Linked DNA regions of Homo sapiens: region 1 is linked to region 2. Evidence: chromatin loops called from intact Hi-C (ENCODE). Cell type or tissue: natural killer cell. All regions are shown on one strand. Links, peaks and the distances in the headings refer to the core of each region. The heading gives the core; the rest is flanking DNA.

Evidence for each region. A loop is a pair of places that touch in the nucleus more often than their neighbours do. Peaks named below come from ENCODE experiments on the same cell type or tissue, not always from the same donor. Only the 100,000 strongest peaks of a DNase experiment are listed, where the experiment ranks them.
Region 1: it touches region 2 in a loop (13-fold over the local background); 9 of 110 quality-filtered maps call a loop at or near these places.

Annotation. Positions count from the first base shown.
Region 1 is chr10:86,373,717-86,380,705 of GRCh38, forward strand. No RefSeq gene overlaps it. Among named protein-coding and RNA genes, the nearest start is that of GRID1, 10 kb to the left of the region's middle. RefSeq lists an enhancer at 3,358-3,900 and silencers at 3,378-3,576, 3,536-3,830, 3,680-3,729, 3,740-3,799. In natural killer cell, for the core only: CTCF peaks have their summits at 3,705 (motif pointing left) and 3,910; a DNase peak (open chromatin) is centred at 3,665; H3K27me3 peaks cover 1,719 bases.
Region 2 is chr10:84,371,011-84,377,999 of GRCh38, forward strand. CCSER2 (coiled-coil serine rich protein 2) reads left to right here. Exons shown (of 10, transcript NM_001284240.2): 2 at 4-1,459; 3 at 2,609-2,805. The coding sequence starts at 43. Among named protein-coding and RNA genes, the nearest start is that of CCSER2, 46 kb to the left of the region's middle. In natural killer cell, for the core only: CTCF peaks have their summits at 4,100 (motif pointing right) and 4,299; a DNase peak (open chromatin) is centred at 4,111.

The DNA of each region.
Region 1 (6,989 bases), core at 1,036-6,035, 2.0 Mb after region 2:
CCTCCCAAGTAGCTGGGATTGCAGGTGCGTGTCACCACGCCTGGCTAATTTTTGTATTTTTAGTAGAAAAGGGGTTTCACTAGGTTGGCCAGGCTGGTCTCAAACTCCTGACCTCAAGTGATCCGACTCCCTCAGCCTCCCAAAGTGCTGGGATTACAGGCCTGAGCCACCGAGCCTGGTGGGAGCTTTGATATGAGAGAACAGAAGAGGGAGTGGGAGGAGGCAGAAGCCCCCGGGGAGGCTCTCAGGGAAGGAGGGGAACCTGCATATGCTTAACCCTTGCCAAGCACAAGGCCTGTGCCCCACGGCAGCACACATGCCTCACTGTGGGGACAGGCAGTGGAAGGAGAAGGAGGTGGAAATGGGGAAAAAGGGCCTGCGGATCAGAGGCCATCGGCAGGCCTGCCACCCAGGTCCTCTCACTGTCTCCAAGACCAGGGCAGATCAACCACCAAGGGAAAGGGAGGGAGAAGCAGCCTCAGCGGTCAGAGGGGAGGGGCAGGGCTCAACCACTGAGGAACATTCACTGTTGCCTGCCGAGTGCCTGCTCACGGCCTGTTGGTGATTGACTCAAGACTTTGTGAGAATGGGACTTTTATCCCCACTCTACAGATGAGATCATCAAGTCTCAGAGCAGTAGTCACTGAACAGTTAATGAAAAATAGCCCCCAACAGATGTCCACATGCTAATCCCCAGAAACTGTAGATGAGACCTTATTTGGAGAGAGGATTTGCAGATTTGATTAAGTCAAACATCTGCAGATGAGGAGATGGTCCTGGATTGTCCAAGTGGGCCCTAAATGCCATCATGAATGTCCATCTAAGAACGACTCAGAGAAGGACGACACAGAGAAGACCATGTGATCACAGAGGCAGGGATGGGAGGGGTGCGGCCCCCTGCCAAGGAACGCGGGCAGCCACCAGAAGCTGAAATTTCATACAGCAGCCACAGGAAATGAACACAATGAAGAGGCCAGGACGCAGACTGAGATTAGCCTGACATGGCCCACCAGCCCTGCACATCGGAACAAATCCCAGCTCCTTTTGGGAGAAAGGCCCCAGGGCCAGTGAGTCCAGCCAGCCCAGCATGAGCCCAGGCTGCACACGCTCACCCCAGCAGCCACACAGCCCTCCTGGACACCAGCAAACAGAGAGAGTTAGGGCAGCCAGCAAGGCAGCCAGCAGACAGGTAAGGCCCTCCCAGGGACAGCCATGGTCCTGCACTCCACCGTGTCCTCTGAGGACTGCGCCAGCCTGCAAGGGCCTACAGGACCCAGGCGGATGGAAATTAGTGAGAGAGACCTCCAGGACCGCCGCACCCATAGCAGCTGTGTCTGAGCCTGGCTGCGACTGCCTGCCCTCTGCCCTCCATTCCCACATAGCAATCCACCCCAACCTTGTTTCTTAAAACACAAAAAGTCCTTTATTTCTTACACACAGAAGCTTGTTTTAATGTCTTGTTTGATTTAGAAAATGCCAGAAAATGTGAAGAAGAAAATGATGATAACCCATGACACTGCCTCCATGTTCTTCCCAAGTGGCCCATTCTGACCAATGAGACCTTGGCTGAAGCTCTGTTCACATAAAATAAAAGGCAGAGCCTCCGGAGGAGAAAGAGTTTGTTCCTCTGCCTTCCCCCTTCTTCCTGCTGGAAGGTAGACAGGAGACCCGGAGGAAAGCCTGCCGTCCTGTGACCTTCAGAAGCCAAGCAGGGCATGCACAGCCTGCGTTCCAGGAGGGCAGAGCGAGGCTGCTTTATCAGCCCAGGACACAGGAGCCAATCAGACCCTGGTCTTTATAAGCTTCTGCAGTGAATTTCTCAGTTTTTCGTAACTTAACACAAATCCTACCTGATACCACCAACCAGAAATAACCGCCGTTGACATTGTGATGCTCTTCTTCCCATCCTTTTTTCTATTCAAGTATAATTTTGAAAGAGAAACAGACAAAAATATTACTACCTGAAATTATTTTTCACCTCTTTCTTGCCTGTCTCCACCTATAGAAGGAAAGCCCAATAAGGAGGACGATAGTATTTATCTTATTTACAGTTGTATTCTCAGTGCCTAAAAGAATACCTGGCATGTCTCAAAGATACTCAATAAATGTTAAATCAATTAATTAGTGAATGAATGAACATTTTAATGTGAGCATTTCTCTCTGCTATGAAATTCTCTTCCAAAAATGTGATTTTTTTTTATGGCTGATTACAGTTCTATTCCATGGAGCTATCATACATTATTTAATCATTCATTTGCTATTGAATATTCTCCCCAATTTTTACCATTATAAACAGTGCTTCGGTAAAAAATACTTACACATGCATTTTCAGCTTTTATGCAATTATTTCCTTAGTAGAATAAATACCTAGCAGTGGAATTGCTGGGTCAAAGGTTATGCGTCATTTAAGTCTCTAATACATAGTTCCAAAATTGCCCTCCAAAGCTGTTTTTAAAACCAGTCTACGTTTCCATGGGCAATTCATGAAAGTGTCTGCTTCTCTGCACCTTCAGCAACACTAAGCGTTATTCTTTGTTTCATTCTTGATAAATGAAAAATTGCATCTCTAAGTTGTTTTAGGGTGCATTTCCTACCCACTGGGAACACTGACTGTTCTTTTGCCAGTGTGTGGCTCTTTGTGGGGTCACCTGAGGGTAGCGGCCTGCATCTACCATCATCTGTTGAAGGTCTGTGACCATAGAAGGGAGGGTCTCCTTGGCCTATGGGCCAGTGATCAAGCCTCTCCAGGAAATGTTGGGGAGAGTAGCCAAAGGCTAGACTTCTGGAGTCCACGAGATTTCCAGACTGGAATCATCTGGAATCATGGAGCTGACCTTCCTTCACAGGAGGCCGGGCCATCCCCGTGATCCCCTGCTAAGGGTCATGGTGGGCAGGACAGACACAAGTCCTAATGTGGACCCAGAGCCTGGTGGTTGGGGGTGAGGGGAGACCTTGGGTAGGCCCAGGCGAGGACTGGACGTTTTTGGGGACTGGCAGGGAAGGGAAGCTAATGCCAGGCCCTGAGACCTGGAAGGCTGTTACGGACTCTGAGATGCCCGAGGGAGTTGAATAAGGAGGAAGGAGGGGCCATCCAGGAAGCAGGCTGAGCACAAGCAAAGGCCCAGAGCAGGTTCAAGCATGGGGTGGGCTCAAGCCCAGATCAGGACCACACGGCCCGCGCATCCTCTCCGCCACACTCCCTCCCCAGAGGCCGCGCGCGCCCGCATGCCCCGCTCAGGCCCAGCTCGTCCGCAACCTAATGAAAGCCGAGGTGGGGGTTGTCCAAACATCTCCCGACCCTCACTCTGTGCCTGACCTGGGCCGCGCCCTGAGCCACCGCGCAATTGCCCACATTTCACAGATGGGGGGATTGTGCACGGACCAAGAATGGTCAAGGGCCTCCAGGCCCCACGAGGGGCCGAGAAATAGCCACGCGCGCCGGGGGTTTGAGGGCTGGAGAACCTCATGGAAGAGGCGGTGGGGCGCCCTGCCCCAAGAGACCCCGGGCTGAACAGAGACAGCGGTCTCCGGCCCCCGTGCCCGCCCTACTGGGCTGACGGCTACACGGGCTGGTCTGCCGATTCCGCAGGTGACAGCGCGAGGGACGCAGCGAGGGCGCAGGCCGCCGCGAGGCGCGGTTTCCAAGCCCAGTCGCCGGCGCCGCCCAGGAGCAGCCGCAGTGCAATGCTGCCCCCTGCCGGCAACCGCGGGAACGGGCCCCAGGCGCTGCCGCGCGAGCCGCCCCAGGAGGGAGGACCTGTCCCAAGGATAACCGCACCTCTACGTGGTCCGGAAGGCCTGCACGCTGATGGGCGGTGGGAAGCCCAACAGGGCCTGGTCTCAGTGAAAATAACAGCAATAGCCCACATTTACATAGCGTTTACTACGAGACAGGCACTATTTTAATGCTTTGCATACATTAACTCATGTAATCCTCACCCAATCCTTCACAAGGGAGGCGCTCTTATTATTCCCATTTTACAGAGCAGTAAATGGAGGCACAAGAGAGTTATGTAACATGCCCAGCTGGTATGTGGCAAAATAGGATTTGAACCCAGGCATTCTGGCTCCCCAGCCCACGTCTTTGAACTATCTGCCAGTCAGAAAAGCCAGTGGGGGATCCACTTTACACAGCCCAGCACCCCTGTGTAAATTCCTGCGGATTTCTAGAGCCCAACCCCCATGGTCAGCCCCTGCTGCAAATAACAGGCAGGCGTCCTATAGCGTGGATCATTAACCATTCTCCGTCTGGACCACACACGGAGGGACTGGGACCCTGGATTTCCCAGGGGTCTGTTGGAGACTGCCTGAGCCTTCCCTGAGAGCCTTAAAAGGCCAGGATCCAAAGAGGTGACCCCAGTGTCCTCCTCCTCAGGCCATCCAAGATCCGAAGCAGGAAGAGGGCCTGGGTGAGCTCAGCTTTTGTGAAGAGCTCACTGTGTGCAGCATCTGTCCTGGCAGCCCCCAGTTCTTGCCGCTTCCCCCTCACCCTGATTCCTGCCAAAGTTTCAGGCTCAGCTCTGTCAAAACAGTAAGTCAAATTGTGACAGTCCTACTTAAAGCTCTTTACTACAACTCAACAACAAAACCAACCTGATTAAAAAATCAGGCAAAGGACATGAATAGACGTATCTCCAAAAATGAGATATAAATGACCAATAAGCACATGAAAAGATGCTCAACATCACTAGCCATTAGGGAAATGCAATAAAAACCACAATGAGATACCACCTCACATCCATTACACACTAATCACAATCAATCAATAAATCAAGCAAGGATGTGGAGAAATTGGAACCCTTGTGAATTGTTTGTGGGAACGTAAGAGGGTGCAGCCGCTATGGAATACAGTAGGCCATTTCTCAAAAAATTGAAAATAGAACTACCATATGATTTTCAATTTAACCGAAAGGGTCAAAATCTCACTTAAAGAGTATATTAAGTGCAAAGTTCAAGGACAAGTGGTCCAGGAAGCAAAGATTCCAAAGGATGGAAGTCAGTGTAGATCCAAAGTGTAGAAGTTTAGGATCGTGCATACAGATAAAGTTTAGGGAAGCTTAACAGAACATTTAACATCTTTTTATGTAAGACTTAATACATAGTTACAATGATCTGATTAGTCAAGATGGTCTTTTTCTTCTGGGAAAGGTACACTTAACATTCCACACTGAAGATATAACTATCATGGGGTCTTGGCTGCTATCTGGTCTAAGTTAGGTACAGGACAATAAAAAAGGCAGTTAATTTATAACAAAGATCAGTGACTGGAAGGGGGGAGTTATGGTCTCTGGTCTCCCCTAGTCATTTACAGAACAAGAGCAATGAGTAAGAGAGTTAATTTCTTTCTTTTCTTTTTTTTTTTTTTTGAGAGAGAGTCTTACTTCGTCACCCAGACTGGAGTGCAGTGGTGTGATCTCAGCTCACTGCAACCTCTGCCTCCTGGGTTCAAGCAATTCTCGTGTCTCAGCCTCTCAAGTAGCTGGGATTACAGGCATCCGCCACCACACCTAGCTACTTTTTGTATTTTTAGTAGAGACGGGGTTTCACTATGTTGGCCAGGCTGGTCTCGAACTCCTGAACTCAAGTGATCCACCCACCTCGGCCTTTCAAAGTGCTGGGATTACAGGCGTGCTCCACCATGCCCGGCCTTAATCTATAATCTAAGAAGCAGGATTGCAAACAAGTTACATGAATGAGCCTTCCCCCTTGGTATAATAAATTTAGAGGATTCTGAAATTGTATTTTCTTTTACATGATCGAGCAATTCCACTATGGGTATATATCCAAAAGAATTGAAAACAGGTCCTCAAAGAGATATTTGTACACCCATATTTATAGCAATGTTATTCACAATAGCTAAAGGGTGGAAGAAACCCAGGCGTTCATCAACAAATGATGGATAAACTGTGGTCCATCCATGCAATGGAATATTATTCATCCTTAAAAAGGAAGGACATTTTGACACATGTTCCAACATAGACGAACCTTGAGGACATTATGCTAAATGAAATAAGCGCATCACAAAAAGACAAATACTGGCCAGGCTCAGTGGCTCATGTCTGTATCCCAGCACTTTGGGAGGCCAAGGCAGGTGGATTGTTTGAGCTCAGGAGTTTGAGACCAACCTGGGCAACATGGCAAAACCCCATCTCAACAAAAAATACAAAAAAATTAGCCGAGCGTGGTTACACACACCTGTGGTCCCAGCTTCTCGGGAGGCTGAGACAGGAGGATGGCTTGAGCCTTGAAGGCAGAGATTGCAGTGAGCCAAGATCATACCACTGCACTCTAACCCGGGTAACAGAGTGAGACGTCATCTAAAAAGAAGAAAAGAAAAGACAAATACTGTATGATTCTCTCATAGGAGGTACCTAGAGTAGTCATATTCACAGAGACAGAAAGTAGAATGGTGGTTGCCAGGGTCTGAGGGAAGATGAGAATGGGGAGTTGTTTAATGGGGACAGAGTTTCAGTTTGGGAAGATGAAAAAGTTCAGGAGATGGATGGTGGTGAGGGTTGCACAACAATGTGAATGTACCTAATGCCACTGAACTGTATGCTTAAAAATGGTTAAGATGGTAAATGCTATATTATGTGTATTTTATCACAATTAAAAATAAAAATAATATAAAATCACACAAACCCTTTGCTAGGCCCTCTGTCTGCAGAACAATGGTCAAGTTCCACAGCACTTAGGCTGTAGTGAATTTCTGCAGGACCGGCCCCAGGCAATGCCCCCTGCCCTGAGAGCTGCGCCATCAAAACAACACGGGGCTGTAGCAGGAATGACCGAGGTCGTAGAAGACCCAGGCCCTGACTATGTCTGATTGGTCTGAAGATGGCCACCTACTCCAAACTAGCCAATCAGCACCCTCCTCCAGAATGCTTTAACTAGAATAAAGAGAATCCGGCCCTATAGGTGATGGGTATGTAAGATGTGAAGTCAGGCTAGGTGGGCAGACATGATCCCTGATGGGTGGAAGGAACCAG
Region 2 (6,989 bases), core at 1,319-6,318:
CAGATTCTTTCAACTTTTAAGAACAAATGCACCTTATAGCTCATGGAAGAAAAAACACAAATCAAGACATTTTTGGGTTCCAAGTTGCCAAAGTATGGAACAAAATCTGTAAGAAGTACATTGCAGCCAATGCCAAATGGGACACCTGTTAATTTATTAGGAACTTCCAAGAATAGTAATGTCAAAAGTTACATCAAAAATAATGGCTCTGATTGTCCATCATCTCATTCATTTAATTGGAGGAAAGCAAATAAATATCAGCTTTGTGCACAAGGTGTCGAAGAGCCTAACAATACTCAAAATTCACATGATAAAATAATTGATCCTGAAAAACGTGTTCCTACTCAAGGAATGTTTGATAAAAATGGGATAAAGGGAGGTTTGAAAAGTGTTTCTTTATTCACATCAAAGTTAGCAAAGCCATCCACTATGTTTGTGTCATCTACAGAGGAGTTAAACCAAAAGTCTTTTTCTGGACCATCTAATTTGGGTAAATTCACCAAAGGCACATTATTAGGAAGGACTTCATATTCTTCGATCAATACTCCAAAATCACAGTTGAATGGATTTTATGGAAACCGATCAGCTGGTAGCATGCAAAGGCCTAGAGCGAACTCCTGTGCCACCAGAAGCAGTTCTGGAGAAAGCTTAGCTCAATCCCCAGACAGTAGTAAATCTATTAATTGTGAAAAAATGGTAAGGTCACAAAGTTTTTCACATTCCATTCAGAATTCATTCCTTCCACCTTCATCTATAACCAGATCACATTCCTTTAATAGAGCTGTGGATCTTACAAAGCCTTATCAGAACCAACAGCTATCCATTAGAGTGCCTCTACGGTCAAGTATGCTAACAAGAAATTCCCGGCAGCCAGAAGTACTCAATGGGAATGAACATTTGGGGTATGGATTTAATAGGCCTTATGCTGCTGGTGGAAAGAAGTTGGCTTTACCAAATGGCCCAGGTGTAACTTCTACTTTAGGTTATAGAATGGTTCATCCCTCTCTACTGAAATCTAGCCGATCTCCATTTTCTGGGACTATGACAGTTGATGGAAATAAAAATTCACCTGCTGACACATGTGTAGAGGAAGATGCTACAGTTTTGGCTAAGGACAGAGCTGCTAATAAGGACCAAGAACTGATTGAAAATGAAAGTTATAGAACAAAAAACAACCAGACCATGAAACATGATGCTAAAATGAGATACCTGAGTGATGATGTGGATGACATTTCCTTGTCGTCTTTGTCATCTTCTGATAAGAATGATTTAAGTGAAGACTTTAGTGATGATTTTATAGATATAGAAGACTCCAACAGAACTAGAATAACTCCAGAGGAAATGTCTCTCAAAGAAGAGAAACATGAAAATGGGCCACCACAGGATATGTTTGATTCCCCCAAGGAAAATGAAAAAGCCTTCAGTAAAACTGATGAATGGATAGATATAAGTGTCTCTGGTAAATATTACTTACCTTAAGTTTTTTTGCTTTCTTTTAAATAATATAACTGAACTTACATTTAGGATTATCTTCAGATAGATTTCAAGATATTATCAGTTTCACGGAGGGATAGATCTAGACAAAATTGAGGTGGGTTAACGTTTATTTTCCTGTGACTTTTGCTCCATACCCCATTTTTCACCCTATCCAAGACAATATTAATAAAACCACTCTTAACCTTTGTTGTTCTTTGGCTGTTATACACAGCCTATTCCTGCTTAGTATATGCAGTGCTTCTAAATGACTTCCCCTGCTTACCTCAACCAGTGTGGTATGCCATTAAACAAACCATCTCTTCTCTTAGGATAGCATTTCATTGCTATTTGTTAAGAGTAAAGCTGTACCAAAGGGTACAATGAGATAATATAGGTTATGTCTAATCTCACGGATTTTTTTATCCTAGAAAATTCTTCTTGTTTAGCAATTTTTTAGATACACTTCCTGAGAGAGCTTTATTTATTTATTAAACTGAAGAAAGTGAAATAATACCTGTTAAACATTTCCTCTTATGTTTGGTTATCCTGTTACTAAATGCTGGATAAAATGTATTTGGTATTTGTATGCCCATATACCTGAATAAAGAACAACTAAAGGGATTAGATATAGACATGTGGTATAATCAGGGGACTAGATCGTGCATAGAAATGCATGTACAAACCCTTGATTGTCTATAGGTCTTCTAAAAGAGACTGCCGGAACAAGTTTATTTCCTTATAGGGAGGCAATTATGAGTACCCTACATTATTTAATCTATGAAGTTAAATAGTGTACACAGAGGAAAAGGAGTTTCCTGGCCAGTGTTTAAAAATAAATATCTTGGGAAATATAGGAATATGAGGGTTTATTTACATTTTTGGAAATATTACAGAAGTGAAAGATGACTAAATGAATTTTCTTTTCCTCTATTAGAAAATATTTCAGTAGGTTATTTTAAAGATTTTGGCTCTTGATGTTTTTATTGCTTAGGATATAGAAAATGCTACAGTTATGAGTGCTTTTTTTGAGCCAGCTTTTTTGCTATGATATATCAAATTATTAGCACTTATATTTTTAGGACACGAGAAACAATTATATTTTTGTGAATCAGTAACCTTTTTTCTCTTGAAGACAGGAGTGAATGTACAAAACATACTTCTGGGAATAATTTGGTTTCACCAGATACAGACTACAGAGCTGGTTCTTCGTTTGAACTCTCTCCATCTGATAGCTCTGATGGAACATACATGTGGGATGAAGAAGGCTTGGAACCCATTGGAAATGTCCATCCAGTTGGGAGCTATGAGTCCTCTGAAATGAACAGCATAGTATGTATGGATTTATATACTCTTGGAATATTTTGTTTACCCTACTATAGAGAGACTTGTGATATGATTGATTTTGTAAAAAATTTATGAATTAACTTTACTACTTTGAGAAATGGAAATTCATATTTGTTAAGAGCCTATAAAATATCTGACTCTAATATGAAATAAAGCATGGAGAATATATGACATTTGACTTAAATATACTCAACATGTTTACATATATATTCCTCATACATATGTGCATACTATATTAGTAGTTTAATCTATGCCAGTGGTTCTCAAAGACTGGGGGAGGAGGTCAATGACTGGAGGTGGTTTTGGTTGTCATATTGATGAGTGCTTCTTGGCATCTAGTGGGTAGATGCCAAGGATGTTGTTTAACATCCCACAGTCCACAAGACAGAGACCACAATGAATTATCTAGCCTAAGATGGCAGTACTGCTGCTGTTGAGAAACCTTGGCCTGTGCTATACTGAGGTAACATTGAAGTGCCAACTCTCAGTGGGATAATACAATACAAGTGTATTATTTTACTCTTAGAAAGTTTGTTGTGGGTCTGGACAGCTCTCTAGGGCAGCTGTCTTTAGTGATCTAAACTACTTTGATTTTGGGGCTTGACCATCTTTTGAGGTCCCTTCTTTTCACTATGGCAGAGGAAGAGAGTGCCAGAGGGTCTCACACATATAATTACTTGCATTGGCCTGCAGGCAACACTTGGCACTTCCGTTCATGATCTGTTGACCAGAACTAATCATGTGGTCCCATCTGAGTACTAAAGGGACAGGAAGTGTAATCTTTGTGTGTGCCTGGAAGGCAAGGGAATCAGCTATGGGCAAGTGTTAGAAGACCTGCCATGAATTTATATGTGCATATTTTAAGAAACATGGCAAGTAATGTGGATAATATGCCATATGGGTAAAGTGTAATTGGTATGTTTAAAGTGACTCATTGCAGTTATTCAGTATATAAAATACGATTTTCCAGTAGTTGTATGGGAAAATTGGTAGTCTGTGGATATATTAAATTCCAAGTGGATTTCAGGCAATGTAATTTTCTATACTCCTATAAACCTTTTACTTAAGCCATTGTTAACGGAGGCTTAAATTGCACAAACATTTTTTTTAACCGTTGTCAACACCTTGCATACAAACATTTAATTTAGAGACAGTGTCTTCATCTCATTAGATAAAGGAGGCTCAGAAAAGATAACAGTTTAAGACCTTATATGCTGTCTTACTAGGAGTTTTAAGGCAAATATGATTGAAGTGCAAATGAAAAAGGTGTCCAGCAGATGGCAGCAATAAACCACTTAGTACCTGACAGTTTTTGGAGGCTAACCACCTTGATTCAGTTCATTGTTCCTGTAACTAATCACAAAATAGCTTTCTGTCAAAGATTTCAGAATGCATCTGGATTAACTGTTAGTCCTTAAGATCCATGAGTTTCCTCCTTGTTCAGTAGGTTTATGTCTATTGGTATGGGAAGAAAAAAACATCCATTCTGTGCTTTGGAACAAGATGGTGTTTCTGTCTTTCTCTTCTGATCTAAGGAGAAGATGACAAAGTCTGAGAAAGAATAGAGAGTTGATGGCAAAAGTTGAGAACCATGTGTTGAGTTCTCGTACAGTGATGTAGGATTTACCATTTTTGCTCTGAAGTTACGTGAATTTTTTGTTTTGTATAAATTTTAGGCGTGTACCTGTTCAGAATTGTTGGTTTGTTTTTTTTTTTTTTTTGGTGAATTGGACTTTCCATCATTACTTAGTGATCTTCTCTATCTCTAACTATGCTTTTTGTTTTCACACTCCTTTTTTTCCAAATATTAATATACCTTACCAGTTTTATTTATATATTTTCTCTTCTTTTACTATCAGCCTTTTTTATGTATAGCAAATAGTTTATTATTTTAAAATTTTCAGTTTGTCTTTTTCTTTTGACTAGTGAGTTTAATCCTTTTATGTTTGTATTGTTATACTTGGACTGTATTTACTCTGCCATCTTATTATTTTTATTTAAATTGTCTTGCTTTTTTTTTCTGTTTCTTTTTCTTTTTTTTTTTTCCTACAGTGGTTCAAAGTAGTATCTCTTACTTAACCCCTCAAGACCTTTAGCATATTCTCACTTTTCTTGTCTCTGCAACACTGCTTCTACCAGTCCAGGTAAAGATAAGGAGCTTTCACTAGAATGTACATCAACTGTGTCACTTCTAACACAGTTTAGTTCCACCCACTGTTCATTTCTGCTGACATTGTTTTTGTAGTAAGTCTTCCTTTTTGAAAGAAACAATGTGTTGATATACATTCTGATGCAATCTCCTAATCATGTCAAGGATCCCAACAAATAGTTTGTAGACTGATTACTTTTCATAACACCAGTCTAGAATCCTGGCTATTTATTTGTTTACATGCTACCAGTATTATGCAGAGGTCTGATTTACGTACAGTAAAATGCACAAATCTTCTGCAGACAGACCAGAGAATTTTGATAAATTTGTATGCTTGTTTGACAATCATCCATATTAAGATATAGAATACTCCCATCGCTCCAGAGTGTTCCCTTTCTGTTCCTTTCAGTCAGTCATTCTCTTACTCTGCAATCACTGTTGGTTTCGGTCACTATAAATTAGCTTTGACTGTTCTTGAACTTTATATAAATGAAATCATAAAGGTGCTGGTTTATATCTAGCTTCTTTTCATTAATATTATGTATTTGTCAGTTGTAGTTTCTTTACTCTTGTATCATATTCCTTTGTGTGAATATACTACAACTTATCTTATTGTTCATGGGCATTTAGGTTGGTTCCAGTTTCTGGCTATTAGAGTATTGCATGATTGTGAAGATTTTGATATATGTTTTTTTGGTGAACACTTATTCATTTTTGTTGGGAAAATGTGTAGGAGAGAGATTCCTGGGTTATAGGCTATGCTGATGGATAAAGATGCTGTCAGTGTTTCAAAGTGATTGTGCCTGTTTACACTCCCCACTGGCAGTAAATGAACATTCCGGAAAATTCACCTTCTTGTCTATTCTTGGTGCTTTCTGCCTTTTTGCATTTTTGCTATTTTGTGGGTATAGTAGTATTGCATTGAGATTTTGTCTTGTATTTTTTGATAACTACTCACAGAGCACCTTCACATATGTTTATTGGGCCATTAGGATATATCCTCTTCTGTGAAGTGTCTTGTGTTGGGTTTGTTTTCTTAATGATTTGTAAAAATTCTTCATATTTTTTGACATAAATATTTATTTTATATCAATATGTAGATGTTTGTATTCATGTGTATATTTACATTTTATATATGTAGAGTGTATTCTTTACTGTGAGTTGCTTTTGAAATCTCTTAGTGTCTGTTGATATAGAACTTACCAATTTTGATATTGTCCAGTTTTACAAGTTTTCCCTTTACCGTTACCACTTTTTAAAAAACTGTTTGTGAAGTCTTTTCCCACCTTAATATCATGAATATATGTTTCAATGTTTTGCTCTAAAAGCATTATTTATTTTTAACCTTTTACCTGTAGGTCTCTAGTCCCCATCTGGAAATTATTTTTCTGTATGGTGTGAGATAGATGTCACGATTAATTTATTTTAGTCATCTTTCCCCCACTGTACTTCAGGGTCATCTTTGTCATAAATCAGTGACTGCATATATAAATATTTCATTGCATAGACAAATATTTCTGTTTATTTTGTCAGTTATATGTTATTTTCATTATCGTAGCTTTAAAATAAATTTTGCTGCCTGGTAGGGTAAGTCTTCCAGCTTTGTTCTTTTCCAAGATTTCTGTAGCACTTCTTAACCTTTTGTATTTCCAATTAAATATTAGAATGAGCTTGTCCGTTTCCAGGAAGGACCTGCAGGGATTTTGAATGGGATTGCATTGAATTTATAGATGATTTTGGAGAGAATTGACATATTTATGATGGAGATATAGTCCTCCATTAATTTCAGACTTTAGAAATACTTCTTGCTAATGTTTTGTACTTTTCTATAAAATGTTATGCATGTTTGATTTTGACACTGTAAGTGGTACCATTTTTATAATTTTATGAGTTTTTGTTGTATATACAAATATACCTGATTTTTATCATGTATATTGGACTTTTCTAATAACCTTGTAAATTCATCTACTAGTTATAATAATTTGCCTTTGGATGATTTTGGAACTTGTATATACATTCT